Linked DNA regions of Homo sapiens: region 2 is linked to region 1. A link is a loop called in an ENCODE intact Hi-C map of the cell type or tissue named here. Cell type or tissue: natural killer cell. All regions are shown on one strand. Each heading gives the region's core, and the rest is flanking DNA. Links, peaks and the distances in the headings are about the cores only. Region 1 overlaps KAT6B (lysine acetyltransferase 6B). Region 2 overlaps KAT6B (lysine acetyltransferase 6B).

What was found. Peaks named below come from ENCODE experiments on the same cell type or tissue, not always from the same donor. Only the 100,000 strongest peaks of a DNase experiment are listed, where the experiment ranks them.
Region 2: it touches region 1 in a loop (4-fold over the local background); 2 of 110 quality-filtered maps call a loop at or near these places.

Annotation. Positions count from the first base shown.
Region 1 is chr10:74,890,653-74,908,021 of GRCh38, forward strand. All of the region lies in intron 3 of KAT6B (lysine acetyltransferase 6B), which reads left to right. Among named protein-coding and RNA genes, the nearest start is that of KAT6B, 73 kb to the left of the region's middle. RefSeq lists a silencer at 16,665-16,865. In natural killer cell, for the core only: no CTCF peak of the experiment used is centred there; DNase peaks (open chromatin) are centred at 7,609 and 9,749; H3K27ac peaks cover 1,438 bases.
Region 2 is chr10:74,973,887-74,988,314 of GRCh38, forward strand. KAT6B (lysine acetyltransferase 6B) reads left to right here. Exons shown (of 18, transcript NM_012330.4): 8 at 1,513-2,444; 9 at 3,430-3,551; 10 at 5,338-5,453; 11 at 7,901-8,042; 12 at 11,194-11,355. Among named protein-coding and RNA genes, the nearest start is that of SNORD172, 41 kb to the right of the region's middle. RefSeq lists an enhancer at 8,668-8,717. In natural killer cell, for the core only: no CTCF peak of the experiment used is centred there; no DNase peak of the experiment used is centred there; H3K27ac peaks cover 312 bases.

The DNA of each region.
Region 1 (17,369 bases), core at 5,302-13,301:
GAAAAAGGTAGGCTAGGGCCGGACCATGAAGAGCTGAGAATGCCAAGTTTAGAAATTTGACCTTGAGTCAGTGAACTCATGTTTTACATTTAATCTTTTGGTTACCAATTTTTTTTTGTACCATCATTGGTTTGATTTTTAAAATACAGTCACTTTGTTTTCTAAGGATTTTATGATATATGTTCAAATCTTGAGTTAAAGGTAAATAGAACACAGTTTGGGTTTTTTTTTGGCATATAAATGGTTGAATTTCAAAATTATATTTGTGTTACAAACTTTGTTTTTACTCTCTGCCTTCCAGCATTTGCAAATAACCATTTCTCTTTCAAAGGAAATTCTAGTATGTATTCCCATTCAATAAAAGCAAAGAGCTGAGCTCTATATGAATAAGAGGTAAAATTGAACATGAAAATTACTGAGCAAGATTAGTGGGGGATGAAATGGATGAACATTGGGGAAAGCTGTGATCCTTGTTACCTTTGCTATAGTGCAATTTGGAATGGCTTCTTTATTCCTGGCAATTCCTGACAGCATTTCTTTTAAACCTGGCCACCTTTCCATTGCCAGCTCGACCTTGATGTTAGCTGGTGCTGCTACTGCAAGGGCTGCCTTTGGCAGGAAGCCTTCAGTCAACTTTCTGGGCTCTGGTTTTGGCTCTGCACATGCCTTGCTGAGAAGACCTTAAGAATCTGAAATGTGGAGGGTCATTTTGGGGTAGGGAAATGTGGTGGCAACTCTTGAGTTTTCTGCCACGATGTAACTTAACAGATCCTCTTGTTTTTCCTTAAATGGTACAAGGGTTTGCACCGAAATGGTAATTCATCTGTGTCTGTGATGCTTTAAAAAATAACAGTTTCACTAATGTGTCACAACATGTATTATTTATCATTTTAGTAAATGGATATTTTAACAAGCAACAATTTGCAAATTTAAGCATGGCAGTTAACATGATCTGACATTAAAAAATTAAATAATCTCCTGCCATCTTTGTTATCAGCCTTGCATTAAGGATTTTAGCCCTTCTGGGAGCTTTTATTTTTTTGTTGACTCTGACTGATGATGGCAGATTGTGGTAGTGATCAGAGCTATGCTTTTATAAATTATTTTTTAGTTGGAACAATATTGGCATGTAACGTGGACTGGCAGAATTAACATTGTTTATCATTACCAGTGTTGTTTTGACAGATATTCTCAGTTCTTTAAGGAAGCAGATAGGGAATGTCTGTAATGGACATCTGCTGTCCACTATAGGTTGCCCAATAATGAGTCCTGGTAGGTTCTACCTTCTGCTGTGGAAGCCAGCAGAGTTCAAATGGGCATTTTCTGTTCTTGCCTCCTAGGAACTGCAGGGGTGGACATGCTTCTTAGGCTTAGCCTGTTGACTGCTTCCACCTGGAGTTTGAATCTGAACAGTGTTAGAAAATGCAGGGACAGGCTGAGTGTGGTGGCTCACGCCTGTAATCCCAGCACTTTGGGAGGACAAGGAAGGAGGATCACTTGAGCCCAGGAGTTCGAGACCAGCCTGGGCAAAAAAGCAAGACCCAGTCTCTACACAAAGTAAACAAATTAGCCAGGCATGGTGGTGTGCACCTGTAGTCCCAGCTACTTGGGAGGCTGTGGTGGGAAGATCCTTTGAGCCTAGAAGTTTGGGGTTGCAATGAGCTATATTTGCCCCACTGCACTGCAGCCTGGGGGACAAAGAGAGACCCTGTCTCCTATAAAGGCAGCGACAGTTAGTAGTGGCACTAGAGTTACTAAAATTATCAAGATTTTCTTCCTGGATAGTCCTGGTTGCACACATCAGTGTTACTATAGGTGGACTTAGCCTTTACTTTTGTACATTTCGCACTGATACCTCTAACCACCTTTTGTGCACATAGCAGCTATTATACCCCCCATAGCATAACCAACCTGTGTAAGAGAAGAGTATAAGTCAGTTGCTTGCAAGGAACTCTTAGGGGTAGGGAGCTCTTGCCTGGGGGAGGTGGGGGTTTCTCCTCTTTCTGTCCTCCCCTAGTCATTAGAGAAAGGCCTCAAGAGAATAACTCAGAGATTACGGTTGAATTCAAGAGGGTAGATTGACATCTCATTGAGCTGCACAGAGGTACCAGCCAGGTGCTGCTGTGGGATTAGAATGGACTCCTGAGAAAGCGTTCTTGAGTGAGTGTGGTGTGGCTTTCCTGGAGTTTGGGGATGTCTGTGAATACAGAGGCAAGTATCTTCCTCTCATCTGAAAGCCCCCCATGTGGCTGGAGCTGCCCCTGGGGACAGTGTATGGAGAGAGGACAGCAAAAACGCTTGACATTTCCTGTGGGCCTGGTGGTCTACATGGAGGACAGCTGGCCTGAGTCTTTTTGAAAGACTTGTCCTGCCTGCGAAGGCTGCCTGCCAGGGCTAGGCCCGCAGCAGAAAGAGGTTGTGGGTGAACCACAGAGGCAGGAGCTGAGAGGAGACTGAGAGCTGAGTCAAAGGGCACCCGTTGCCTGCATCAGGCAGCATGGAGGTCCCAGCAAAGGGGTCTCACTAGAGAGAGCTGGCATGTGGACTCCTGCAAATGGTGGAAGATATTTTACAGGCTGCAGGACTGGACCACAGAAAAGTGGGCAGACCTTTCCCTTTCCTCACACTTGCCGCCTTTCATTCCTTGGACCCCTCTCTTTTTCCTCACTGCTGTTCTTAGGGGAAAAGCTTGACATTGGATAAAATGAATTTGGATTTAGACTAAATAGACTTTTTAATAACTGAAAGTTTGGCTTTATTTAAGATAATATTTTCTTTTTAAAACACTGTCTAGAAATCAGTGGGTTTTTTTTTTTGTTTTTTGTTTTTTTTTAAAGACAGAGTTTCGTTCTTGTTGCCTAGGCTGGAGTGTGATGACGCAATCTCAGCTCACTGCAACCTCCATCTCTGGGGTTCAAGCGATTCTCCTGGCTCAGCCTCCCGAGTAGCTGGGATTACAGGCATGCACCACCACGCCCAGCTAATTTTTGTATTTTTAATAGAGATGGGGTTTCACCATATTGGCCAGGCTAGTCTTGAACTCCCGATCTCAGGTGATCTGCCCACCTCAGCCTCCCAAAGTGCTGGGATTATAGGCATGAGCCACCACGCCCAGCCAAAATTAGTGGTTTTAATGTTACTAAATCCTGAAATAGCTTTCCATGATGACAAAATCAATCAACAATCTCAACCCCAGTAGACTGGAGTGGATTTTAGAATTTAGCACACTTTCCCTTATTTATACTCTGCAGGTTTCAAGCATACAACTTGCCAGCAATTACTGTGTTGGCTGAGAAATTTGAAATTTTACTAGCTTGAACACTAAATTTGTTGATGTAACATACAGCTAATAATAAAGGTCACGTCCCCATATTGGCATGAGGGACCCCTTATGAATTAGCCTGAAACTTTGCAGCCTTTAATCATATTTTTCTCTCTTTTTTCCCTTGAGACGGAGTCTCCCTCTGTCGCCCAGGCTGGAGTGCAATGGCACGATCTCGGCTCGCTGCAACTTCGCTTGCCGGGTTCAAGCCATTCTCCTGCCTCAGCCTCCCAAGTAGCTGGAACTATAGGCATGAGCCACCACGCCCAGCTAATTTTCGTACTTTTAGTAGAGACGGGGTTTCACCATGTTCACCAGGCTGGTCTCGAACTCCTGACCTCAAGTGATCCACCCACCTCGGCCTCCCCAAGTGCTAGGATTATAGGCATGAGCCACCGTGCTCGGCCATGTTGTTATTTTTGGTTTGTTTGTTGATTATGGTTTAAAAAAACCACATAACATTAAATTTACCATCTTTGCCATTTTTAAGTGTGTAGTATGGTAGTGTTAACTGTATGCAACAGTTAGTGCAACAGATCTTTAGAGTTTTTTTATCTTGTAAAACCGAAACTCTGTACCCAGGAAGCAATTCCTGATTCCCTGCTTCTGCCAGCCTCTACCAACCACCATTCTACTTTTTGTTGCTAAGAGTTTGATTACTTTCGATAACTCACATCAGTGGAATAATGCAGTATTTGTTTTTTTCTTACTGGTTTATTTCACTTAGCTTAATGTCCTCAAGGTTCATCCATGTTGTAGCATGTGACAAGATTTCCTTCTTTTTAAGGATGAATAATATTCCATTGTATGGATAGACCACATTTGCTTTATCTAGTTGTCTGTTGGTGAACATTTAGGGTACTTCTACCTTTCGGCTCCTGTGAACACTACTGCAGTGAACATGGGTAAGCAAAAATCTCTTTGAGATCCTTTTGGCTATATACCCAGAAGGGGATTGCTGGATCATCATTCTGTTTTTAATTCTTTGAGGAGCCGCCAAACTGTTCTTTATAGCAGCTACGCCATTTTACATTCCCACCAGCAGTGCACAGAGATTACCATTGCTTCATATCCTTATCAACACTTGGTTTTTTTTTTTTTGCCATTTTAATGGGTCTGAGGTGATATTTCATTATGGTTTTGATTTGCATTTCTCTAATGATTAGTGATGTTGAACATCTTTTTATATGCTTCTTGCCCATTTGTATATCTTCTTTGGAGAAATGTCTTTTGAAGTGCTTTGCCCATTTTTTAATTGCATTAGTTTGTTGTTTTTTTGATTTGTAGGAGTTATTTATATATTCCGGGTATTAATGCCTTATCAGATATTTGGTTGAAAATATTTTCTCCCATTCATAAGTTGCCTTTTCACTTTGCCCTTTAATCATATTATTATTATTATTATTATTATGGTTAAAACATTAATTGTGTAATACTGAAAAGTTTAGGAAATAATATGACAGATTTTGATCAGGTCTTAAATATCTTCCCAATAGGCCCTATGAGTAAGGCATAAAAAGCTTGAATTAATTCCATAGTTTCACCAAAACGCTCTTCTTCTTAATCTTATTCCTTATTTTTTTGAGGCAGAGTCTTTCTGGCCCAGGCAGCCTGGAGTGCAGTGGTGCAATCTCAGCTCACTACAACCTTCACTTCCCGGGTTCAAGCGATTCTCGTGCCCCAGCCACCTGCGTAGCTGGGACTACAGGTGTGAGCTACCATGCCTAGCTAATTTTTGTATTTTTAATAAAGATGAAGTTTCACCGTGTTGGCCAGGCTGGTCTCGAACTCTTGGGATTCGAGTGCTGGGATTATAGGCATGAGCCACCATGCCTGGCCCTTAATCTTGTTCCTATCAATCTTTCCAGCTTTACCTTCCCCAGCATGACTTCCTCTTATCCCCTTCCTATGTCCAAAGATTCCCTAAAAATATTCTAGCTCTGTACCATTCCACACACTGCTTTTTTGTTGTTGTTGTTGTTGTTGTTTTTTTTTGCCTGAAATATGGGATATGTACCTTTCCCTCTTGTTTAACCTTGTTTTTCAGACTCCTTCTTTTTCTTTTCCTTTAAAGACTCAGCCCAGATGTGAAAATGTTCCAGTCAGCCAGTCAGCTGCTTTTCTCTCCTATAGCCTCTTAGGTACAGCCCAGGTTAGCACACTTGTCTGAAAGTATTGTGAGGACTTTTATAAACCCCCTCTCTCCAGGACCATATGCTGCTAGATCACCTAGCTTAGCTTTGCCTTTTTATTCCTCTTTGTCATGGGCCTACCATAATATCTAGTCCATAATATTTGTGTACTTTAGTTTTTTATTTATTTATTTATTTTTGAGATGGTGGTCTTACTCCATCACCCAGGCTGGAGTACAGTGGCACGGGATCTCGGCTCACTGCAACCCCCGCCTCCTGGGTTCAAGCTATTCTCCTGCCTTAGCCTCTGAGTAGCCGGGACTACAGGACACGCCACCACGCCCAGCTAATTTTTGTATTTTTAGTAGAGATGGGGTTTCACTATTTTGGCCAGGCTGGTCTCAAACTCCTGACCTCAAGTGATCCACCTGCCTTGGCCTCCCAAAGTGCTGGGATTACAGGCATGAGCCACAACACCCGGCCTATTTGTGTACTTTAAACGATTATGGGTAGAAAGAAAGAGCAAATGCCTTTTTAGAAATAAGATAACAGAACTTTTTACCAATTGTGCTTCCAAATATGCTTTCTCTTCTAATTTTATCTGCTAAGATTTTGGCAGCTAATTGTAGATTTTATGAACTTACATTGGGTTGCCTTTGTCTTCTGTTATAAAAGCAATAATTAGAGGAAATGATCCTTTTGAGAGGTTGTTTAATGAATTCTGCTTGTTTTAAATGTGCTGCTTTAAATCTTATTTCACGTAAACTGTACTAATGCCCAAATTATCTCACCCTAGATCAGCATTGAACCAAAGTATTATGATGATTAATTTCCTTCTGTTAAATCCCTTATAGTCTTTTCTTTGGTGTGTGTGTGGGGTCAACAATCAAAGAAAGAATTTATTGACTTTACATTTAATATGGTTTACTCTACTTGATTATATTGTTCAAGTGTGAATTTGTGTATGGTATAAGATTATGCCATACTGGGATTCTATTTTCTGTTAAACAAATAGCTTTGTGTTTTATTAACTGCCAGTGTTTAAATTTAATGGTTTAAGATTTCAGAGAGCCCTTTTTGTAAGTATTTGAAAGTTTTTATTATAATCCTGAGCCTAACCTTCTTCTGGTTTCACTGCATCCTTCTCCAGCCTTGAAACAAGCCCTGGCACAGACGCAAATCCTGGCGTGCACCACCTCTTCCTCTCCCCCGCTCCCCACTCTAACATGACAAGAAGTGTCTGTCCCAGAAGTAATCTGATTGTGCACCTAGAGTACCTGTTTTCTGCCTGGGGAAGAATGCACACTGCTGGACCTAGAGCGGTGGCAAAAGTGCCCTCTCCACTGTGGGGGCCACAGTGGTAGGCACAACCCTTATCCCTCAGCCCCATTAGTTAATTAAGTCATTTTACCTGCATTAAACTTTACGGGCAGAGAAAATTCAGTAAGTCACCACTACCAGGTGACTTTCTTTTTTATGTTACCCCCTAGCAAGGCATGTAGTTTGCATCCTACAGAATATAAAAGATGGGGCCAGCATCTATTCTGTGTCTTAGCAGTGAACTTCATCCAATAGATACTTGATTTTTAAATACTTTCACCTTGTGTCATGATTAAATCACTAAACAGGAAGTTTCAGCTTTTCTTTAAAGAAGTACATCCTATTAAAAATTTAAATGTCTTCATAACTGCTTACGCTCAGTAAATGAACACTAGGAATCTATAAACAGGAATCTATGGCTCTAAAAATTGAAATTTTGGGGGCTGTTTCATTCTTTAGAACTTGAAAACGCCATAGGCAATTAGCTATAATTCATTTGCAGATTATTTTTGCCATGTTAAATTAGGAATTTTAGCCATAGCAAGCATAACAGACAAGCACACTTTTAAATTATTTTGTTCAGCAAAACACCATAGGCCCTTATATGTGTTTGCTGGAATTTTTCTTTGTCAACAATAAATCTATATGTTTCTTTAGTTAAAAAAAAAACAGCAACAAAGTGTTTATTGTAGAATGTTTACTTTTTAAACAAACGTGAAAGGCATTGGTACAAAAAGGGAAAAGCACCTAGGATTTGGATCCTCAGTGGGTCCAGGAGTACAGCTTCCTTGTTCTGCAGTTACTGGAGGCAGTGTGGTGAGGGGAAGGATGTGGGCTTTGGACTGAGCTGCTGCTTCTACCTGTGCTATGACTTTGCACAAGTTAGGAGTAGCCTTTTTGAGCTTTGTTTTCTCCTTAGAAGATGACTAAGATCATGTTTGCACATAGCACATGACACAAACTCATGATACTGGTTTTGTTTTTTCTAACATTGTCTCAGTGGGTCTTCACTGCCTTCTTTCTACAATTTTTTTTTTTTAAGGGAATAGGGTCTTACTCTGTTGCTCAAGGCTGGAGCGCAGTGGCTGATCATTGCTCACCATAGCCTCAAATTCCTATTCACTGCCCTCTTATATAGTGGATAATGTGGGCGTTAGTCTCATGCAGTTAAGAGAACAGGTTCAAAAGAAGTTTTGAACTGTCTGTTTTATTTTCACAAGGCCAGTCAGTGACAGAGAAAGAACTTCCACTTGGGTGTCCTGGCTCTGTGTCCCATGGTTTTCCTACTGAAATACTATTACTGTGCTATAGCAGAAGAAAGAAGGCTAAGACAGTTCTGTGCTTACAGTCACCTTCAGTTTCAAATGTAATCATATCCTGGGGGAGGGGAAATGAAACTTTGAGTTTCATCTCCCAAATCATTCCTTTATTTAGAATCAACCGGCTGGGCACGGTGGCTCATTCCTGTAATCCTAGCACTCTGGGAGGCTGAGGTGGGTGGATCACTTGAGGTCAGGAGTTCAAAACCAGCCTGGCCAACATGGTGAAACCCCCGTCTGTACTAAAAATACAAAAAAAAAAAAAAATAGCCGAGCATGGTGGCAGGCACCTGTAATCTCAGCTACTTGGGAGGCTGAGGCAAGAAAGTTGCTTGAACCCAAGAGGCGGAGGTTGCAGTGAGCTGAGATTGCGCCACTGCACTCCAGCCTGGGTGACAGAGCAGTACTCCATCTCAAAAAAAAAAAATAGTATCAATGAATTCAAAGAAATAAAATGTTTTTCATGTACTCATGGAAACAACTATTTCTAAAATTCTAAATGAATTATTATTATTATTATTATTATTATTATTATTATTATTATTTGAGACGGAGTTTCTTTCTTGTCAGTCAGGCTAGAATGCAATGGCGCGATCTCGGCTCATGCAACTTCTGCCTCTTGGGTTCAAGGGATTCTCCTGCCTCACCCTCCCCAGTAGCTGGGATTACAGGCGCCTGCCACCATGCCTGGCTAATTTTGTATATTTTTAGTAGAGATGGGGTTTCACCACGTTGGCCAGGCTGGTCTCGAACTCCTGACCTCTGGTGATCCACCCACCTTAGCCTGTCAAAGTGCTGGGATTACAGGCATGAGCCACCGCGCCCGACCTCTAAATGAATTTTTAAAACTCCAGCATCTCACAAATGGTTCTTGAATAATTTTTCCTTAGCCTGCAGTGTTTAAGTTGGGTTTTGAAGGTTTTGTTACTCAATAGTCACCCTTTTTTGGGTGTAAGTTTGTCCTCTACTCCTGAGTAAGTAAGTGACCTTAGGGCAGTATTACCATGAAACAGATCTCACAAATAACATTGATACCAACATCATTATTTTTGGTCAAATGTTAAATAGTTAAAATTTGTCATCCTAGTCTATATTGAACTAATTTGAAATACCTTATATTTAAGCAAACTTTATTGTTTTTAACATAGCAAAACAATTAATAAAACTTTAAATCAATTACACATGAAACAGTAAGAAAGCAGTGCAAGATTAAAATCTCTAGGTAAGTGTTCTATAGTGTATAAGTAAGTTCTGTAGAACTTCAGAAAAAAGAGAGGTCAGTAGGATTCTTAGAGCAAAGTGTGATTTTATCTGTACTTTGGGTCAGAATAACTTTTCTGATTTTTTTTATTACTAACATACCTAAACACAGATAATGTTAACATTAATTAAGTGACCTTAGGGCAGTATCACAATGAAACATCTCACAAGTAACATTGATACTAACACAATTATTTTTAGTCAAATGTTAAATATTTAAAATTTGTCATCCTTGTCTATATTGAACTAATTTAAAATATCTTATTGAAATATATTATTAATTAATTCATATCAGACTTAGCTAGAGACACCTAATGTTCAAAACAGAAAGTAGAGGTGGATTGGGCCCAGTTGGCTCCAGTTGCTCAGAGGATGTGGTCAGTGCTGTTTTTGTACATCTTGAGCTCTGCTCACTCTGTCTGCGAGTAGGTTTTGCGTTTTGCTTGTTGGCTGTCTTGTTGGGGGTGGGAAAATGGCTGCCCATACCTTCTGCCAGGTGGGCAACCCCAAAGACTTTTCTTTTCCAGCGCACGTGTAGGAGCAGCCTGTTGGAGGCATGTGCCCATGCTTTAGACTGTCACCCAGGTCATGAGGACTGTGGTTTGAAGAGTGTGCTCACTCAACTGGCTAGGGGGTGAGGGCACTGTGTTTGACAACTGTCAAGGACTAGCGAGGTTCCCAGATGAAAGGGGGTGATATACCAGAAGAAGAGGCATGGGTGGGAAATGTGCATAGCAGTCCCAGCCAATAGCTATCACTGCCTACCACATAGTGCTACAAAACAGCGTAAGAATTATTCATTGAGTGCAAATGTTGGGGGAGTGGGGGTTAAACAGAGACCTATTCTAAGTGATTCTTGACTGTTTGTCCAGGTGTCATTCCTTGTTATAGGAGTTTTAAAAGCAGAAAATTCTCAACTGCTCATTCACCTAATACTCCATGAAAGTATATATTCTTGAGTGTCCTAAGTGTGTGTCCTTTGAAATGTTTATATATATAAAAGATATTTTAAGTATAAAATCTTAAATATCTTTTACACTTAAAATATCTTTTATATTTTATATTTGTGCTTTTATAAGTTAAAAAATGTGATCACCATGACCCTCTACTTGGATGTGACAACCCTCCATTTTATAAAATAATTACCGTTGAATCAAAATTTTTGCTCAACGTATGCTATCCAGTTACCTGTCAAAGCCAACTGAATGAATGATGAAAAGGTTCAGATCAAAAGCAACTGGCTTAACTTCACGGAGGTTTTCATGCTTTAATTTAAAATGTGTCTATGTCTAACTGATTATCTCTCACATTTTATAAAGAAATATTGACGTTCTGTAAAGTATGTAGTGACCTCACTTCTGGCTGTGTGGGCAGGTTTCACTGCAGGCCTCTGAAGCATTGATATTCCTGTAACCTTTGAGGCAAGATGTGTGTGTAGTGTATTAATGAGCTGATTGAAGTGATGTACAGTAATTTCATCCTTGGGTAAAAACAGATGTGAAAGATTCTGTTTTAATATTTAATCAGCCTCCAAGCCTCTGTTGGCTTGTTTAAGTTGACCTGACAGCATTATACCTGGAAACACTTTGAATTAAACTCTGAGTGCTTGACCTTGTTCAAACAGTTGTAATTTAATAAGGCTGCTGTCTTGGTGGAGATAGTGTCGCTAATAGGCAAATCCTCTTCTGACTGGGATTGTTCTGTTTGTGAGTGCTGGGGTTGGAGAGATTCAGAGATTCTCATCAGTTTGTGGGGAGGAACTGGGATTTGAAGAAGTAAAAACAAATCTAAATTAAGAAAGTGTCTTTTAGAAGATCTTTAAAAACTTTTATTTTAATTTTTAGACATATAGAAGTAATGTTTTTAATGTCATTTTGATTAGGCTCATTTTGGTTGAAAGGAATGGAAAATCATTTGTTAAAAAGAGAGCTGGAAACTTGTCAGAAATCAAAGAAGTGCTAGGAGGACTGCATACTCACTCTGGCTCTCCTTGTCCTCCTGTCCACCCATCCCTCCACCCACCCATCCGTCCCTGCTTTTCTCTGTCTCTGTCTTGGGCGTCCTCTGCACGATAGCCTGTCTGCTCTCTCCTTTCTTCTGTTGGCTCCCTCAATCTCTGTTTCGTGTACTTCTCTCTAGCCCATAGCTCCTCTTTACTAATCATTTCTGTTCTCTCATGCCATCAGTTTGCAGGGGCTCTTGGTAGTTTCAGCTCTCTTGTATCCTTTCAGCTCTAAGTCTTGCTGTCAACAAGTTTGTTTCCTTGTTCACGTTCCAGTTAGCTGGGTCTGAATGGCTCTCCTGATCTTTTTTGTGCCATATCCAAATTGCCCATGCTTTCCAAAGCAGGGGGAGCTGTGGACAAGACAGTTTTTGGCTTGAAGGAAAGATTAGTTGGGGCAAATACCATGATTTGCCCAATATAAATGCGTGTAGATATATATTTTCTGGTTCTAAGAGTACCATATGCTTACTGGGGAAAAATGAGAAAATTTAAAAAACTAATAAAAATACAGTTAAAATCTCCTGTAAACCGACTATTCAAATAGCTAAACTACTTTGGTGTATTTCCTCTGATTTTTTTTGCTTGTTTATACATAAACATAATATACACAGTAAACATCCCAAAATTTTAGAATCATAGTGGTAACATTTTAAAGATCTTCATATCTACTTGTTACCAGTGGCATCTGTAGGAATACTCTGGCTGTCAGGCCTACGTTAAAAACTGTGGTAATTTGGTGTGAATCTTTTATTAATTCTTTCCTTTTGACTAATATTAAGTGTGGCATCATTAATCATGTTATATTATCTTCACTTTGGCTTGCATTACTTATCAACTCCTTTGAGAAGAGTTAATATTATTTTCATATTTCACAGTACTTGACATATTGTCTCATACTTAGTAGATGTTCAGTATTTGGTCTATAGTTTCTGCTTAATTTTTATGAAACTTGATTTCTGTGAGTGGGCAAAATACATTCATAAGGTTCCAGCTCAGAAGAAGGAAAAAGTAACAATGTATAGCACTAAGAATATTGGAAAACAACGGGGAAATATGCTAATTGCTTTTAAACGAACAGGGATTTTGGCAGTATTGTGGTATATGAAGGGTCTCCTGTAGGAAGCTGACTGGCTCTTCTCTTTTAGGAGCCCTCCCAGGGTGGCATTCATTACCTTGTCGGATTGCCATGGTCCAGTGTGGGTAGCAGAATCCTGAGAGACCCCCAGTGACCCTGCCCTTTGTATTATATCTTCCCCTTTGAGTATAGGTGGAACCTATGCATGTTTGAGATATCACCCATGATTCTACTACCTTGCTTGGCAGAGGGAGACTATCCAGGTGGGCTGATCTAATCACACAAGCCCCTTAGAAACCATATTCTCCAGCAGGTGGGAAGAAAGAGTGATCTGAAGCATGAATAGGATTTGATGTTGACTGCGAAGATGAAAGGGACCATGTGCCAAGCAATGTGGGTAGCTTCTAGAAACTGAGCATGGTCCCCAGCTGGCAGCCAGCAAAGAAACAGGGACCTCAGTCCTACAACCGCTAGGAACCGAATTATTCTAACAACCTAAACGAGCTTGGAGGTGAATTTTTCCTAAGAGCTCATGGATAAGAGCAGAGTCTGGCTGACACCTTGATTTTGGCTCTGTGAGACCCTAAGCAGAGAACCCAGCTGAGCCTGACTGGATTTCTGACCCACTCAGCTGTGAGCTCATGAATGGGTGTTGTTTTAAGCCACTGTTTGTGGCAGTAAGACTAATATAGTCCAGGGTCTGGCTAATTCTTAGCTTTGTCAGATTTTAACTTGATTTTCTGTGGATATCAAGGGTGGAGCTGTCTCTCAGGGGTAGACTTACAGGAGCCTAGCTGAAGAAACTGGTGTATGGAATCAGGAGGCCAGCATATTTATTTGTTTATTTACCTGAAAAGTAAATGTTCCAGGGACTGAGATACTCCATGTGGATGGTCAGTACATTATCTCCCTTAAGGCAGACCTGTGTAGGAGGCCAGGTGTGTATTAGTGAGCATGGCATCCAAACCATGAGTTAGATGAGCACAGTTTCCATGGCATCAAACACCTGTCTCACAACAAGGATGGCCTTCTCTATGTCTGGACAATGTTTAGATGGGTACTGCCAGCTTCTCTGGAGACTCACTGTATTAGTTTTCAATTACAGTGTAACACATAACCACAAGTTAGCAGCTTAAAACAATGAAAGTATATTATCTCACAGTTTCTATGAGTCCAGGCACAGGTAACTGGGTCCCCTGCTCAAGGACTCACCAGGCTGAAATCAAAATGTCAGCAGGGATGTGGTCTCATAAGCTCACTGGTTGTTGGTGGAATTCAGTGCCTTATGGTTGTAAGACTGAGGTCCTCTTCTCCCAGAGGCTGCCCTGCCACATGGCCCTCTCTACAATGTAGCATTTTGCTTCTTCAAGGTCAGCTGGAAAATCTCCCACACACTTTTGGTCTTTACAATCTCTGACCCCCTTTAAAAGCCTAGCCCTGTGTATGCTCATAGGGAGAGATTGTACAGGGGCCCAAATCTTGAGGGCATTGTAAAATTCTGCTCCCACACTTGCTTTCCCCTCAGCATCCCTTGATGACTGGCCAGCTTTCTGTTTGACACCTCCTTTCTTTAGCTGTGTTAATATATCCAGTCTTTGGGAGTCCAGGCTTGGTTGGATATTTCACATCTCTGAAGTGACTACATAGTTCTTCTCACATTCAGTATGTATTGATTTTTAAAATTTAAATTTGTGAACTTAATCACACCTTTATTTCTGTGATCCTCCCCCCTTTAGTAACTGGGGAATGGGATGAGGAGGAATTTCTTCATCTTAGTTTCAGAAGTCTTCACAGCAGTGGCCTCTATTTGTAGTTTGATGGTCTAAGGAGTTTAGATTGTTAGAGAACTTCTACCTTCACTAGAATTTTGAAGACGTAACTTAAAATTACACTTACTAGATGTAGAAACTGGGGAGACAAAATGAGTTATTTGCACAGTTAAATTATTAGCTAGTGAAGAAGGGTTTTTATTTCTTATTTATATCCTGCCTTCTCTCAATATGATGATGTCCAGTAAAAGGCATAGATAGTCTAAAAGTGAAGCAATTAAAAATTTTTCTATTATGGGAATTTGACAGTACAAAAAAACACAGATGTCCTTGCCCATTAAAGTGAACACCAAGGAGTCCAAAATATTTTCATGAGGTAGTTTTTTGCCATTGCCTGTCAGTTGTGAGAGATCATTGCCTCAGGCCACAGCGACTAGGTGTGTGGCAGAGTTAACCTGCCTGCTCTCTAGGGAAACCGTCAAGAAATGGGCAATAAATTAATAAGTAGAAAGTGTTCTCTGAGCTCCAGGCAGTTGTTGATTGACTGATGGAAAAGGTAGGCGGTAGGCTAATAGACGATGACATCCAAATTCAGCTGTTGCCTCTCAGCTGAACCCAACCCTGGGCTTCTGCTGCCTTTTGCTCCTTTTCCCTGAGTGGTGGTGGCCTGCAGGTTAAACAGGTGGGCTTGGGAATTGGGCTGCCTAGGGTAAATCCTCATTCCCCCATTTAACTCAGTCTGCCAGACTCTGTTTTCTTGTCTGTAAAATGAGGGTTAAAAGAGAGTCTCTGTAAAGCATTTAATACGTTGTTGGGCACTAGCGGTGGATTAAGGAGAAGAGGGCTGTGATGGGAGCTGTCAGCCCCAGCAGGCAGGAGTTAGAATTGTCTGGAATTGCCGGTGTAGGGTGATAATAAAAAGCAAACTGACTCTTGGTCGGTTTATTACTATTTTTAAATTCCCTACTGACAAGGCCCTCCCTATTGCCTGCACTCTGAGTGGACCACTCCTTCCATCCATGCCTTGCAATGCCACTGTCTTGCACATAAGGGCTCAAAAGTGTATGCTGTTGTTGCCCTTCTCACATTTCGGCTGAGGTGTATATTTTCATTAAAGAGGATTATGTAGAAAAATTGGTTTAATAAAAATGATGAGACTTTTTAATATGGTTTGTACACCATTAAGAGTGAAATATGGCAAAATCTGGTCTGAAAAATAGGAAAAAATATAGCAATAACTGATTAATAGAAAACCATAGGATTGGCTGGGCACAGTATCTCACACCTGAAATCCCAGCACTTTGGGAGGCCGAGGCAGGTGGATCACCTGAGGTCAGGAGTTCGAGACCAGCCTGACCAACATGGTAAAACCCCGTCTCCACTAAAAATACAAAAACTAGCTGGACGTGGTGGTGCACTCCTGTAATCCCAGCTACTCAGGAGGCTGAGGCAGGATAATTGCTTGAACTCAGGAGGCAAAGGTTGTGGTGAGCCAAGATCGTGCCACTGCACTCCAGCCTGGGTGATAGGGACTCCACCTCAAAAAAAAAATCTTTTTTTTCCCTTTTTATATTTTTGTCTGGATCCTAAATATTGGGACATTTGAAAGATGTGCATATTTAGTTTAAGCAAATTCTGGTGGATTTGGTTGGTTCTCTCTGTAGTAAGAGTAGAGAAGAATGGTAGATGTGAAAAGAATATATTCTGAAAAGAATATGGGATAAGAGAAAATCAAGAAGGCAAGAAAATAATCATTTCCACCCTTTTATCTACTTTGAAATCACCACTTTTCTTACTTTGGTCTTCTGTTTCCTCTATAAACTATGCTTAAGAGACCAGAGTGAGCAGACTTCTTCGTGAAAACCTGAGCTTGGGAGTTGGGATGGTTTACAGTCTTGGCTTCAGTCCACTTTTCTGACTTAACACCCAGACCCCTTTCCGGCTAAATTTATTGTCTCCTGTTCCTGCTGGGCCTTTCTGGAGCGTCCGCCTCTGGAGTGCCCTCTGCTCTTGAGGTCCCAAACTGCCCATCCCACACCTACCTGGTCACAGCTTTGCAGTTTAAGTCCCCACATGCCAGTGACTGCTTCCTTTCTGGACCCCTTTACTGCATTTCAGCAGTGCTGTCAATCCTTCCTTTAAATTTATGTCACTGGTTTGTAGGGCTCATTCTTCCAGCCTGCAGACGTCAGTTGAGATTCCACTGTGATCAAAGCAGGATATTTAAGTTCTGCAGCGGGTGGGCTGCAAGTGGTAGAAATAGTTATTTTCTTGCCTTCCTGAATTTCTCTTGTTCCATTCTCTTTTCAGGATACATTCCTTTCACTACAGAGAGTTGTCTGCTCTCACTACAAACAGAACCAGCCAAACCCACCACGATTTGCTTAGACATAATGGGCAAGAACTTTCAGAACATTTGGAACTTTTCAGAACATTGGGTGGTCTTAGAGACTAGCCAGTACAGAAATCTCTTGAGAGGGTGTTACTGTGTTCCTTCTGGACACCTCCAGTTTCTGATTTGGCTGTCCTGTTTGTCAGCAGTACATCCTTCATATTGAGCCCAAAACCTCCATTCATTCTGGTGTTCTTCAGTGCAGTCACACTGCTTCGTGATGGCTTTTCTTCAGTGCAGTCATTTGCTTCATGTGACTTTTCTTTTTTCTTTTTCTTTTTCTTTTTCTTTTTTTCTGAGGCAGAGTTTCACTGTTGTTGCCCAGGCTGGAGTGCAATGGCATGGTCTCGGCTCACTGCAACCTCCTCTGCCTCCTGGGTTCAAGCAATTCTCCTACCTCAGCTTCCCAAGTAGCTGGGATTACAAGTGCCCACCACTATGCCCGCCTAATTTTTGTATTTTTAGTAGAGACAGGGTTTCACAATGTTGGCCAGGCTGGTCTCAAACTCTTGACCTCAGGTGATGCATCTGTCTTGGCCTCCCAAAGTGCTGGGATTACAGGCGTGAGCCACTGCACCCAGCCATGATGGCTTTTCCAATGCAAAACATTGCAATAGTTATTCCTTTGAACCTTATAAAATTACTGATTGTTATGTTTTGAATATTTGTCCCCTCCAAAACTTACATTGAAATGTAATCCCCAATGTGGCAGTATTGAGAGGTGGAGTCTTTAAGAGGTGATTGGATCACCAGGGCTTTGCCTTCATGAATGGAC
Region 2 (14,428 bases), core at 4,574-12,573, 83 kb after region 1:
ACCAAATTAGGATATAAACTTTCTAAACAGAGGACACAGCTGAAAATTGCATCTGGCACCAATCCTAACTTTTTGTTTGTCCAAAATTGTCCTTTGAGCTTAGGAATTTTTAAGACAGTCTAGGGAGTTTTCCTTTTTACATGCTTTATAAGCATATTATCCTTTCTGGGCAATCGATTCCAGATACAATCCAAATGCAGCTTTCTGATGTGAAACATTTTTGCCTGGATGAGTTCCTTGTTGGTAACTCTCACTGTGTCTCTAGTGACACTAGAGATCTCTAGCGTTCACCTGACTTGGCTGAATTGGTGGTGCCAGGCAGAGTCCCTGGCAGTAGAGCCACCTCAGATGAGCCTGGTAGCTGCACCTACCTCCCCTTCAACTAACAGCTGAAATCTGGTCATTAAATCTTTGTATACAAGATGATCACTAAAATATACTCTTGTATTTGTAATTACTTAAGATATTTTTATAATTCAGTATTGTATCTTTTTAAGGCTTTCATTTTGTCATTATTCACCTTTAGCTAAATTGATCATTTTGAAAGTACATTCTTGGGCCCCAGCATTGTCATAATTCATCTGCAAATGTTTCTCTATTGTATAAAACTCTGCTACAAAATGGGTAGCTTCGCAAACCCTAGCCTGAGGTGAAGACAGTCGGCCGCTGTTCATGTAAGCAGCTGTGTTAGCGAGTGACCTCTAGTTTCTAGAACTACTCAACAGTATGGGCAGAACCAGGGTACAAAGATTCTGACGCCAAGTGTCTGATAATGACCATGGTAAATGTGCCGCTTCTTCACCAGACTCTCCATGTCATGTCTGACCCGCTGTAGCTTTTCTTTAATCATTTCTTCAGTTTTTTGCTATTGTTGTCCTTTTTTCAGCAATATTTTATGCTGTAGTTAATTGTCTTCTCTCCTAAGAGAGTATTATTGGTTATCTTACCATCCTAAGCACAAACTGCTGAGAGGAAGAGGATGTCTTTTTATGTTTTCTTAAAAAAAAGTACAAATTTATAGCCATATCCAAACTCTATTTATATAAGTTTGCAAATTGAATTAAAAATTACTTTTAACTAGAGATTAGATAAGCTTCTTCTTTTGCTTCTGGATAACACATATGACTTATTTCCTCCTAATACTTTAAAAAAGACATTTCAGGAAATCATAACTACTTGTGACAACACCAAAGGATAGCTTGTTTTTATTTAATTATAATTAAAGCATTGGGTGTTCTTTTAGTCTCTTCAGCATTTTTCTTGCTTATATTGCCCTTGGGTCCACATGGATTCTTCCAGTACCTGGTGGATGGGCCCTGGAAGAACCATGACATGTAAATGCAGTTGCTGCTGCCTTTCCAACAGAGAAACATCTAGGTGGTGGCACACACAAAAAATACAGTTCTTAAGTTTAAGCCCATTGAATGCATCTAGTTGCAATAAATTTGTTTTTAGATACCTTTATAATTCTATTTATTAAATGCTGATACTATTCTCTAAATTTCTGCCTAGGTCTGTAACCAGTGATGAAGGATCCATGAATGCATTCACAGGAAGGGGGTCACCTGGTAGGGGTCAAAAGACTAAAGTCTGTACCACACCTTCATCTGGTCATGCTGCATCTGGGAAGGACTCAAGCAGCAGATTGGCTGTTACAGACCCCACTCGGCCTGGTGCCACCACCAAAATCACCACCACCTCCACCTACATTTCTGCCTCTACACTTAAAGTTAACAAGAAAACCAAAGGGCTCATTGATGGCCTTACTAAGTTTTTTACACCATCACCTGATGGTCGCAGATCACGAGGTGAAATTATAGACTTTTCAAAGCACTATCGTCCAAGGAAAAAGGTCTCTCAGAAACAGTCATGCACTTCTCATGTGTTGGCTACAGGTACCACACAAAAGCTAAAACCTCCACCTTCTTCACTTCCACCCCCAACCCCCATCTCCGGTCAGAGCCCCAGTTCACAAAAGTCCAGCACGGCCACTTCTTCTCCCTCTCCCCAGAGTTCTTCCAGCCAGTGCAGTGTGCCCTCCCTGAGCAGCCTTACCACTAACAGCCAGCTGAAGGCACTCTTTGATGGGCTTTCTCATATCTATACCACTCAGGGACAGTCTCGCAAAAAGGGACACCCGAGTTATGCACCACCCAAACGTATGCGTCGTAAAACTGAATTATCTTCCACGGCAAAATCTAAAGCCCACTTCTTTGGCAAAAGAGATATTAGAAGTCGGTTTATTTCTCACTCCTCCTCCTCTAGCTGGGGGATGGCTAGAGGAAGTATTTTTAAAGCAATTGCTCACTTCAAGCGAACAACTTTCCTTAAAAAGCACAGGATGCTAGGCAGATTAAAATATAAAGTGACCCCTCAGATGGGGACCCCCTCACCAGGGAAGGGGAGCTTGACAGACGGAAGGATTAAACCTGATCAGGATGATGGTAAGCAAAAGGTCAAAGCTCCAACCAAACCTGCGTCCCGTCCCTTTCTCCCCAACCCTGAAAAAAATCAACCAATCAATTCCTATTTGTCACATAGGTCTTAGCTATTTCTCTTGTTCTCACTTCACTTTCATACAGAAGCAGTGAAACTTTGACCTTTTTCTAATGCTGACTAAACCTCCAAAATGTTGTTTTTCCAACTAATACTCTCCCACCTTTTATTATTTATTTCCATTCGTAGTGACACTAGGACCCCCAGATGCCTTCATAGCATTGCTTATGGCTTTGTAGTCCCGCATGAGTAGCCACTGCCATGCTTCTGCCATGCTCTCCCCCATGTCACCTCTGCAGCCACAGCGCTGTTCAGTTGTGTGCTGTCAGTGCTTCCAACAGGGGGTGTTTCAGCTCTTCCCTCTGCTCCATTGCTTTCTCATGACAAAGTTCATCCTGCTTCCGTCTCAGCAAAGCCTGATCTGTGACTCTGTGATGTGTGCTTTTGGATGTGAGTGTGTCTGTGTGTGTATCCACCTTAGGGAGAAAACGGATTTCATAATTTCATTGAACAAATTGGCCCATTACATTTGCTACCCTTTATCAAACAAAAACCGAAACTGTGTCATTTGGACAAAGTGGTAGAATTTATTATCTCAAAAGTGATAATGGGAATGCTATAACTAGACATCGATAAAACTTCTAATCTTGGTTGAAAAATATGATTTCACTTTGTATTGCTCTTACTTTCCCTCATATATTTATTAAAGCTGTAAAAAGATGACAGTGATAAATTCAAATAAAAATTTGAGTATAGCAGGGAAAGGATACTGCTGGATCTATGAGCAGTGCTTAGATGTAAAAGCTTATTTATAAAGCTTTAAAAAAAATCCCTATTTGCCCAGTATGCTAATTTGGTGCCATTTTGGTAATATATGGTGGTTACTCATGATTCAAGTCAGTGAATACACTTTCTGCTGGTTTTAAATGACAGATACTGAAATAAAAATAAACATCAAACAAGAAAGTGCAGATGTAAATGTGATTGGAAACAAGGATGTCGTTACTGAAGAGGATTTGGATGTTTTTAAGCAGGCCCAGGAACTTTCTTGGGAGGTAAGGCGAGGATCCCACATTGTAGTAGCAAGTATAAGATGTGGCTTCTAACTATTAATATGGAATTACTGTGTTGATTTTATAGAGAATCCCTTTCAACATCCTTTGTGATTCTTTAGCCGTTATCATGCCCATTTCTACTGACTGTACATTCAAAAGCAATGACTTAGTAGAATTGTCGCCACTCTTAAAAGTAGGTATGGACTCAGCTGGTCTCACAAAATAAAACAGAGTAGCATTAGTTGAGGCAGATTTTGGAAAACATTTCTAGGTGTGAAGGAATAGATTTCTGATGAGTTTTGCCTAAATTTAGAAAATAACAATTTAAAATCATTAACAAAAAGAAGAACATCACTGTTAAATTCACCGATGTTTCTTCCAACACAGATGGCCAGCCATATGAAAAATGTCTCATATTTTTAGCTCTTCTGCATTGATGAAAACAATATTTTGTTTCACAATCAGTTGTAGTCAGTTTTATTTTTATTGTCCAGTAATTTCTTTAAGTGATTCCACTTTAATTCTGCTTAAGTTATTACCACCCAGATATTGACAGGTGAGGCTGTCAGACTTCTCAAAGACGAATCTAATATGAATTGTGAATTTGTTGTGTCAGTGACTACATTCGGTTTCTATGACCAGTGTGGTCAGGTAGACTCCCTACCCAACCCCACTTCCTGTTTTGTGGGGAAGGGGTTTTCTGTAGGCTCTTAACGCTTTATTTTTAGTAGCAGCCAGTTGGGCTAAATACTCCTGACAGTTTCTACCTTCAGAGCTATTGGGTATTTCCAACCCTCATTCTGCCCCGATCTATCAGGATGCCTTGTATCAGCTTTCCTTTGGCTAAGATAAATGTCAGATTTCCCCCAGTTATTAAGGTTGGAAGTCCTTGAACCAGCCCAGGTTGGAAATGGAGCAGGTCAAAACTCCTACGTTGATCAGTAGTGGGATTGTGCCCTTGAATGGCCACTTTACTCCAGCCTGGACAACACAGCAGGATGCCACCTCTTTTAAAAAAAGATTCGAAGTCCTTAAATATTATCTTTTTTTGGCCTACTTCTGACATTCATATGTAAACATGAACAGTAGGCCATTATCTGAAAGATACTGCTAATTCTAAAGTTTTTTCATTCCAACATGGTAAAACTGGCTTTTTTTATTCAAGAAATATTCTTGTTCTGTGTCAGGCACTGTACCAGACACCAGGGATACCACAGTGAATCTGGCAGGCAGAGTTCTTAACCTCGTGTGGCTTACTACATGGAAATAAGGGAAATAAGAGGAGACAAATGCTAAGCTGCAGATTTCACAATTGATTATTTAATTACAGTTGTGATAAATACTACTTCGTGGAGGAATAGGAAACTGTAAGCTTCTGTAATAAATAAGCCTGTGTAATAGCCACATCATTTATAATCACCTAATTTCTAATCTGTTACAACAGATTGTTAAATCCAGTTCTATCGACATTTGTATGTATTTATACCATACTTATTTCCTTTGCTATATTGTTTCTTAGGGTATTCGTTTGCTGTGAATCTTACACAAAGGTAATGTTAGGTTGGTGCAAAAGTAATTGTGGTTTTTGCCATTGAAAAAATTATAAAAACAGTAATTACTTTTGCACCAACCTATTTCATAAGGGTCTATAGTGTTTTAAGGCCATGCAAATTCACAATTAAGATTAGTGTTCTGATCTTGATAAGTTTTGATAGTCACTGGTGAAAGAACCAAAATGTAAGTGAAGTATATATATTATTATTTTCCTTTTCTTTCTATTTGACAGAAAATAGAGTGTGAGAGTGGGGTGGAAGACTGTGGCCGGTACCCTTCTGTGATTGAATTTGGTAAATATGAAATCCAAACCTGGTACTCCTCGCCTTACCCACAGGAATATGCAAGGTAATGGAATAAGTCTGGCAGGTGTATAACTTGAATGTCACATATGTGAGAAAGGAAAATTCTTGATTCTAAAGCAGGAATTAGGGATGATTTTAGGAAATAAATTTTGGTAGTCAATGCCAAGTGCTTCCCAAACTATTGCTTTTGCCAGCACCTTTTTATGGTATTCCTTGTTCTCGGTAAATTCCTTATGCTCCTTAGTTACATGGGCATTATAAATTTTGCCATTTAGCTTCTAGATTGTGCTTTCTTTCCTTGGTTAATTGGGGAAATGTTGGTTTTGTATGAAACCAAATTAAAAAAAAAAAAAGAAATTTGCCATGGTGAATTATTGGGTAGACTTTCTTCTCCAGTTGTCTTTTATATTTTTTAATTAGGCCTGTTACTTTTATCTCTGATTTCTGGCATTTTATTTTCAAGTTTTTAATAGAAATTTAGCAAAAGAAGGAAAAATGGGAGAAAGTAAGTGGGAATGGGTAGTCTTAAGAGACCCTTCCCCAAATTTTTACTTTAGAACATTTGTGACTTTGAAGAGAAGGCCAGGCCCGGTGACTCACTCCTGTAATCCCATCACTTTGGGAGGCCAAGGTGGGTGGATCACCTGAGGTTAGGTGTGCAAGACCAGCCTGGCCAACATGGCAAAACCCCATCTCTACTAAAAATACAAAAATTAGCCAGACGTGATAGGACATGCCTGTAATCCCAGCTACTCGGGAGGCTGAGGCAGGAGAATCACTGGAACCCAGGAGGTGGAGGTTGCAGTAAGCCGAGATTGCACTACTGCACTCCAGCTCAGGTGACAGACCAAGATCCCATCTCAAAAAATAAAAAATAAAAAGGAGAAAATAATGGTATCCAAGTTTTTGTTTGTCTTGAACTCAAGATTAGCCTGTGAACGAATATATCCCAAAATGGGTACATTGAGAATAGATGTCTTCCATAAAGTATGTCAGGGTACACTTTACTAGTATCTTCAAAAATTTTTTAGTCTGCAAAGTTTTCAGTATTTATAAACTTGATTTTCTTATAGAATAGATCTTATTTTTTTTCGTTAGCATGTGAGTGTCTGGCCAATCACGTAACTGGAGAAAATGCTAAGTGTTTTCTAAAAGTTAAGTGACAAAATAAGAGTCAAGAATTTTGGTTTCTCCTTCCTTATACCATTTGGTTGTGTGTTCTTGAACAATTTTAAAAGACTATGAGCTTTAATTTGCATAGGTAATGATAAGCCATGTGCTCTGAAAGATTTGAATAAAATTTGTACATAAGTGCAAGATTTGAAAGTAGTCTCACCTGTGTCTGCCTCTCTCTTGAAAACCTTTTTCCCCATTCTTATACTCCAAAGACCTTGCAAGTGCTTCTAAACATTTTCTTATAAATACCAGCCATGTTCATTAAGATATGGAAATAAAAAATGTTCTGATTTTTAAGGTGGAGAAAAAGTCAGCAGGGAAGAGAGGTGTTTGTCTTTTACTCAAAGTAACAGTGGAATTGGTAGAAAACAAATTAGGTCTTTTGATTTTCAGCCGTGCTATTTACTGCATTTAGACCATATATAAATCTCTGATAATAACTTTAAAGTTACCTCTTCCAGAGGTGGAAATGGTAACAACTAAGTTTGAGGACTTTTCAGCCTCATATGTATGCAGATTGTTTAAAATAATAAATTCACTTCTGAGTAAGATATTATATCTATACCACTAACCATATATAATTGGAAATAAGATAGTAAATGTGAATTTTGAAAAATATGCTTGGTCCCTTGACAGGATGATATCCTTATTAAGTTGATTTTTTAGGGTGGTGGTTCCACATCTGTAAAGCTTTCTTTATATAGGATATTTTTAAGGAAACAAATTATTTGTTCACAAAGTAAAGGGAGCACATATTATGGATTATATTAAAAAATAATGTATGGTTGTTTTTACATTCTGTCTTTACTATTGGCTGGCTTTCTTTCTTTCTTTCTTCCTTCCTTCCTTCCTTCCTTCCTTCCTTCCTTTCTTCCTTTCTTTCCTTTCTTTCCTTTCTTTCCTTTCTTTCTTTATTTTTTTGACGGTGTCTCACTCTGTTGCCCAGGCTGGAGCGCAGTGGTGCAATCTCGATTCACTGCAACCTCCGCCTCATGGGCTTAAGCGATCTTCCTGCCTCAGCCTCCCAAATAGCTGGGACCACAGGCATGTGCCACCACGCCCAGCTAATTTTTGCATTTTTAGTAGTGATGAGGTTTCACCATGTTGGCCAGGCTGGTCTCAAACTCCTGATCTCAGGTGATCTGCCTGCCTTAGCCTCCCAAAGTGCTGGAATTACAGGTGTGAGCCACTGCACCCAGCCTCCAATGTTATTATACAGCCTTTTTATGATGTAGAGAAAATTGAACAATATTTAATCTTCCCCCCAACAGTATAATCTATCTGATAGATTCTATGATTTTTAAACTTTAACAGATTACCAAAGCTTTACCTGTGTGAATTCTGTCTTAAATATATGAAAAGTAAAAATATTTTGCTAAGACACTCCAAGAAGTGTGGATGGTTTCATCCTCCAGCAAATGAAATTTACCGAAGGAAAGACCTTTCAGTATTTGAGGTAAGCGCGTGTAAATAAAAAAATTCAGCTTTTTGAAATCTAGTACTCCTAATTGTTGACTATGTGCTGATTTGTGTTTAGAAGGTACAAAGTATACTTAATTTTGGCACTGAAATTCAGACTGCCCTTTAAAACATCTCCATGTTTTGGAATGTTTATCTAACCATATTAAGCAACCATTTAGACTGATGAAGAATCCCTACTTCATCACATTAACATTTTTGTCTTCCCCAAAATCCCTGTCTACACTAGATATATTCACCATGAATTTATGATCTCCTCAGCTCTTTGTAAATTCTACTTTCTTTGGCAGGAGAAATGAGCTTTGTTCAGCAGCTCCAGCCAATGTCTGGCAGGTGCTCACTCTTCCAGGGAATTGAGCAGCTGTACATATCTCCTCAATACACAACCACCTGTGTTTCCATCCACTTCTTGGCAGTGTGGATAATCCTTTTGGTGAGACCCTAGCAGATGTTGGGACTCCCTCCCATCTGGGTAGATGGCCACCCCTGAAGAACTCTGCTGTTCACAGGAACCCCTTGTGGCCATATGTCTGTCATTGTGGGTTTCTTGAAGACATTTTGTATTTCCAGAATTGATTTCGTAGCAGGCCTTTGCCTCTATATAGTTGCATTGTTTAATTATGTATCTGTTGTCAGTTTCAGGGATTCCGTTAAGCTGAGTCAGTTTCACCTTGAGGAGACCATGCCTTTCTCACAGGTTACTGTCTGTCTGCAGGGCTTTTCACGTTTCTCCTTTATGCTCTTCCCTCCACTTGCACACTTCTGTTGTCTGCTGCATTTTCTCCTCTGTGACCCATTGTGGTGTGCATTGGTGCTCATTCCTAGGTGCTTGAAACAAGCCTACCTTGTACAGCAAACGTGATGTCCTCTTTCTCTGGAATATAGTTTCACTTCTGGATTTTCTTTTTCTGAATTGTTCAGGCTGAAACTTATTATTCTGCCTTACAGTTCTCTTTATTTCTGGCCTGCAGTGTCTTGCCATCCTATTAAATAAAGGGAAGGTTGTAGGTTTCTCACATGGACCAGGCTCCTTCTCAGACAGGTCTGGGCCCACTAGTTTTTCCCCAAGACTGATCAGAGAACATGGGAAACTCCAGTTGTGTCTTATGATTTTTTTAAAGCTTTCTCTTTTTCTATCAGCTCTTTCGGTAAGCTTGGAGGAAGAAGGGTATTGTTGCTGGGAAGATTAGGTGATATATTAGTTCTTACTAAAAGCTAGGCACTTTTGACATTTCAAGCTGGTTAGTTCTTTGTTGTAGGGGCTATGCTATACAGCGTAGGATGTTTAGCAGCATCTCTGGCCTCTGCTAATTGGATGCCAGTAGCACCACCACCCCTTCCAGTTGTGCCAACCAAAAATGTCTCCAGACGTAGCCAAACATCCCCTGGGGGCGCAGAATCACCCCCAGTAAGAACCAGTGGGCTAGAAGGAAGGCTGAATGCACGTTGCCTGACCTTCCTGTTGGTATGCTATCCTGCCAGCCCCAGCCAGCTGAGGTGACAGAGCTGCTCACAGTTGAAGCTTAGCTAATGTCACAAGTTCAGCTTTCCTATTGGCTCCTTCCTTGATGCCTTAGATCTTTTCTTCCAACCAAAACATTGTTTCTCAAAGCTCAAAACACATTGTTGGCCTTAAGTAATTATTTCATAAATCAGCATGAGTCAGCACTGGGATTGAAGCTCTCATAAATCCATGGAACGTCTTCTCATGGGCAAGGGAATCAGTCTTGTTAGGATGGTAAGAATGGGCTGTTCTTTCAGGGCAGGTGCTTTTGGACCATCCAGAGATGAGAGGGGAGACATCAGAAGCATGTATGTAAAATTCACTTATACGAATAAGGAGTTGGATTTGATAAGTACCGAGGTCCCTATTCTAGAATCTGAGTTAATAGAGTATAACATTTGGGCAACTTTTCTCCTAGCAGTTTCTTACAAAACTTATAAAATAAAGGAGGAATAATCACACATTACGATTTTCTGGCCTTCCCTTTCTTTATTCCTCTTACACTTTTCACAACCAATCAGAATTTTCTTCAGCACTGTCATCTCTGTATTTTTCTGGTTCACAGTTATGTATATCTCCATCTTTCCTTTTTGTAATATACTACCATTTCCAAAAGGGCCATACTCTCAAATACATGTAAACTTCCTTTAATTAAAGGGAGAATTGTATCCTCTGTGCCCATTGCCCATATTTGATTGTGTTGCTATGTATGGGACCTAGGTTCCATCCGAGGGAAATAGTTATATGAAATCTAAAAATAATTTGTGCAAGATGAGAACCCGTATGGTCCACAGGAGACCTGAGAATGGTCAAGTTCATTGTTTCAGAGCTCTGGTTAGCAAATATCCATTTCCCTTAAGAAAAGTGCTAGGGAAATTCTTCTTGAATCTGCTGTGTTTTCTATTTTCAAAGAGTAACTACATTTGATCAAAGAAATTGGCATCTGTGCCTAGCCTCCTGTCTATAGCCATCAGTATCACAGCTTGATTCTTTTATTTTGAAGAGAAGTAGACTGTAATCATAGTGCTTATTGTAGGTTGAAATTCATATCACTTTCTCTGTAAGTATTCCCAACATAGATATTTTATCTTTTCCAATTATATTTAAGATGATGCTTGGGATAAAACCAAAATGGAAACCTCTTTGCTAATCCACACTTCTGAGGAATCAGAATAATACAGTTCATTTATTTTAGTTTTATGTGAAACCCTTTTGAAACAACATAAAGTTTAACTTACTTGAGAAGTATTTTGATCTGTTTATATTTCCTTAATACAGATTTATTCGGTTCAGATAGAGAGGACATGCCTGATCATTTTTAGCTCAGAATAAATTACAAGTAAAAATTACTCCTTTACTAGTGGTTTGGCCCTTCTTTGGTAGCTTAAAGAGAAATTTTAACTACCTTAAATGTACCCTAATTTAAGAGAAAATGTGGAATTCTGATTTGCCAGTGACAGCTGTTTTCTGGTTAAAGCTGTACTTGCTTAATAGAGTGTTTTAATCTCTCAGTTTAGGATTTGGAAATAAAATGATGTACTTTCTGAAATACCATATAGAAGAAACAATTTTATATGGTGCAGTATTTTTATGTTAAATAATGTTGTCTGTTTCTTTTTGCTAGGTTGATGGGAATATGAGCAAAATTTATTGCCAAAACCTTTGCTTGTTAGCCAAGCTCTTCCTGGACCACAAAACGTTGTATTATGATGTCGAGCCATTCCTTTTTTATGTCCTTACAAAAAATGATGAAAAGGGCTGTCATCTGGTTGGATACTTCTCTAAGGTAAAACAAGAGCCAGCATGACCTTCATTTTCTTTTTCAAAATGTTTTTGGTAGAGCCCAATTCTTTGAACAGGGCTTTTTCATTACTATAATTTGAATAAGTGACATGTGTTTTTGAAAAGCTCAGGTTCTTGTTCAGAGCTCATTTTAAAAGATGAAAACAAAAAACATGGTGCCTAGTAAGTGTGTAAAGGACCTCAGCACTGTGTGCCGCCTTGATGACACTCTAATTGCTGCCTTGTGGACCACTTAGCGTCTTTGATTTTCTCAGTGTTTAGCTTATTTCCGTTTTCCCTTTAAGTGGTGTCAACATGAAGGTTTCAGTTTAGTGTAGCATTTAAGAGAGAATTCTCCTTTCTCCTTGTTGCCTTCCCTCTGTGGTCAACAGTATCTCAGTGAGTTAGGACGCTGGCATTTGGACAGTCAAGCTGATAAAATGACTGGTTTTACACTTTTGTCTCTTATTCTCTGTGCTATGGTTTTAAGTTCTAAAGCAATCTCACCTTTAGAAAGCCTAAGTATCAGCCGGGCTCAGTGGCTTACGCGTGTAATCCCAGGACTTTGGGAGGCCGGGGTGGGCGGATCATGAGGTCGAGAGATAGAGACCATCCTGGCCAACATGGTGAAACCCCATCTCTACTAAAAATGCAAGAAATTAGCTGGGCCTGGTGGTGCACGCCTGTAGTCCCAGCTACTTGGGAGGCTGAGGCAGGAGAATTGCTTGAACCTGGGAGGTGGAGGTTGCAGTGAGCCGAGATCGCGCCACTGCACTCCAGCCTGGCAACAGAGGGAGACTCCATCTCAAAAACAAAACAAAACAAAACAAAACAAGAACAAAGAAAGCCTAAGTATCTCTGGCTGTTAGAGTGGGGAAAACAATCGACATATTGAGGGGACGGATATAGCTTGTCCTTTTTACTGGTTCAGAGCAGTTCACTCACATTCTTCTGCTCAAAGGCTTCTAAGAAACAATAACTCCTTTGCAATAAAGGAAAACTGAGTTTGGAGATGTTTACCAGGTAATGACCTTAACTTTTCTGAGGTACCTAGGAAATAGTTAAATGTACCAGGATGGTACATAAATAGAGACAATAATTATGAGACTTTTAGATAGAAGGTCCAAACTCTCTTATTTATGATATTTTTTTATATTAGGTGATACATGAATTTTAATGAATCTGCTCTTGCACAATGTAAATGGGATGCTTTATAGAAGTGCCATTTTAATGAAGTTTCAAAAGATAGAATATATGTGAAGGTACTTGCAAACTATAGCTATCCTAAATTTAAGAATCAACCCAAAGATCATAAACAAAAATAAGTAACAGCATTCATGGAAAACTGTCTCAGTGTTTTAATCCACATATTTGGTAAAGCTTTAAAATGAAAAAGAAGAAAGTTAATTTGCACATTACAAATTCAAAAGATGATAGAGAATTAACACTGAATAAAACAATAAATAGGAAATCTATATGATTAATAAATAAAACACCTTACCTTTTATGTAGGTTTGTCAAGATCATTCTTCTCCAGAAACTTAAAAAGAATAGTGGTTGCGTCCTTGCTGTTAGAAAATGGTGTTTCTTTCATTGTCTGTGGATTTAAACATAGGCTTAACGGTGCCCACCTTCCTCGTGCTGCACTGACCATCCCACTCCTGGGTCTTGTGTTGGCTGCTGAGTAGCAGCCATGTGTAGAGTTGGTGGTGATTCTTGAAGTTTGAATTTCTGCCTCTCTTCCTGCCAGGGTACCCAAAATTTTACTCAGAACTAGCTCAACTTTTCTCATAGTTTCTTCTATAGCATGGCAGCAGCTGCTGTTATTTCCTACTATTCTGGAATACTAATATGCCTTGGCAGTATAGTGAAACAAAAATTAATCTAAAAAATAAGCATGTTAAAAGACTAGATGAGGCCGGGTGCGGTGGCTCACGCCTGTAATCCCAGCACTTTGGGAGGCCGAGGTGGGCAGATCATGAGGTCAAGAGATCGAGAGACCATCCTGGCCAACATGGTGAAACCCCGTCTGTACTAAGAATACAAAAATTAGCTGGGCATTGTGGCACCCTGTAATCCCAGCTACTCTGGAGGCCGAGACAGGAGAATCCCTTGAACCCAGGAGGCGGAGGTTGCAGTGAGCTGAGATTGCACCACTGCACTCCAGCCTGGCAACAGCAAGACTCCATCTCAAAAAAAAAAAGACTAGATGAAACTAAACCATATTCTCATGTGTCAGCTGGAATCTAGAGGACTCTGGCCCTTTGGGGCTATTCTTGAACCACATTCTAGAGGTTATTAGAACTACAGTTCAAGGATAGCCAGAGAAGGGCTGGAATGACCTGGAAAGGTTCAGTGCAAATTGTTACATGCATATGACTTTCCAAGCACATAATAGATGGCTGTAAACAGAAAGGAAAGAAGGATTAGTTATTTTATTCATAGCTTAGAATTTAGCTGTAGTAACATGTTAAGCTGCACGGAGGGGAAGAAGGATCACTACTATGTTGGATCTCAAAAAACTCCGAAAGGTGGAAATGGTTCTGGACAAAGCAAGGAATGGTATCAAGGATGAATTCTCTTAACCCAGAGTACATTTCTTTTTAGAGAGAGTGACCCATTTGTCTAACTTTGCAAAACAGACGAATTACTTGAACCTTTGCCATTGATGTGCACATCCAGTGAGGGACAATTCATCTTCTTAGAAAAACTGACACACATTGCTTCATCCTCATTTTTTAGAGGCTCCATAGACAACTACAAATGTGCAAAAGTTGGGAGTACATCTTTTTCACAAAGAAATCTTCAATTCTGCCCTGTAGGGTTTTTTCCACAACCATCTCCTGTGATCTTTCAAATTGGTTCATTAAAGATCTGGGTGTTCTGAAGTAATTCTTTGGTGTGGTCTGTACCATTTGTGGTCAGTCTTATTTGTGGTTTATATTTGGCCAGAGCATCCACGACCTCAAAAGCCTTTTCCAGATCTCTGTGTAGGTTTTGGCAACTTCTTTGTACTCTGAATAAAAAAATACTGCCCTGATGCCACATCCCATGAAAGTTGCAAATTCTTCTTTAAC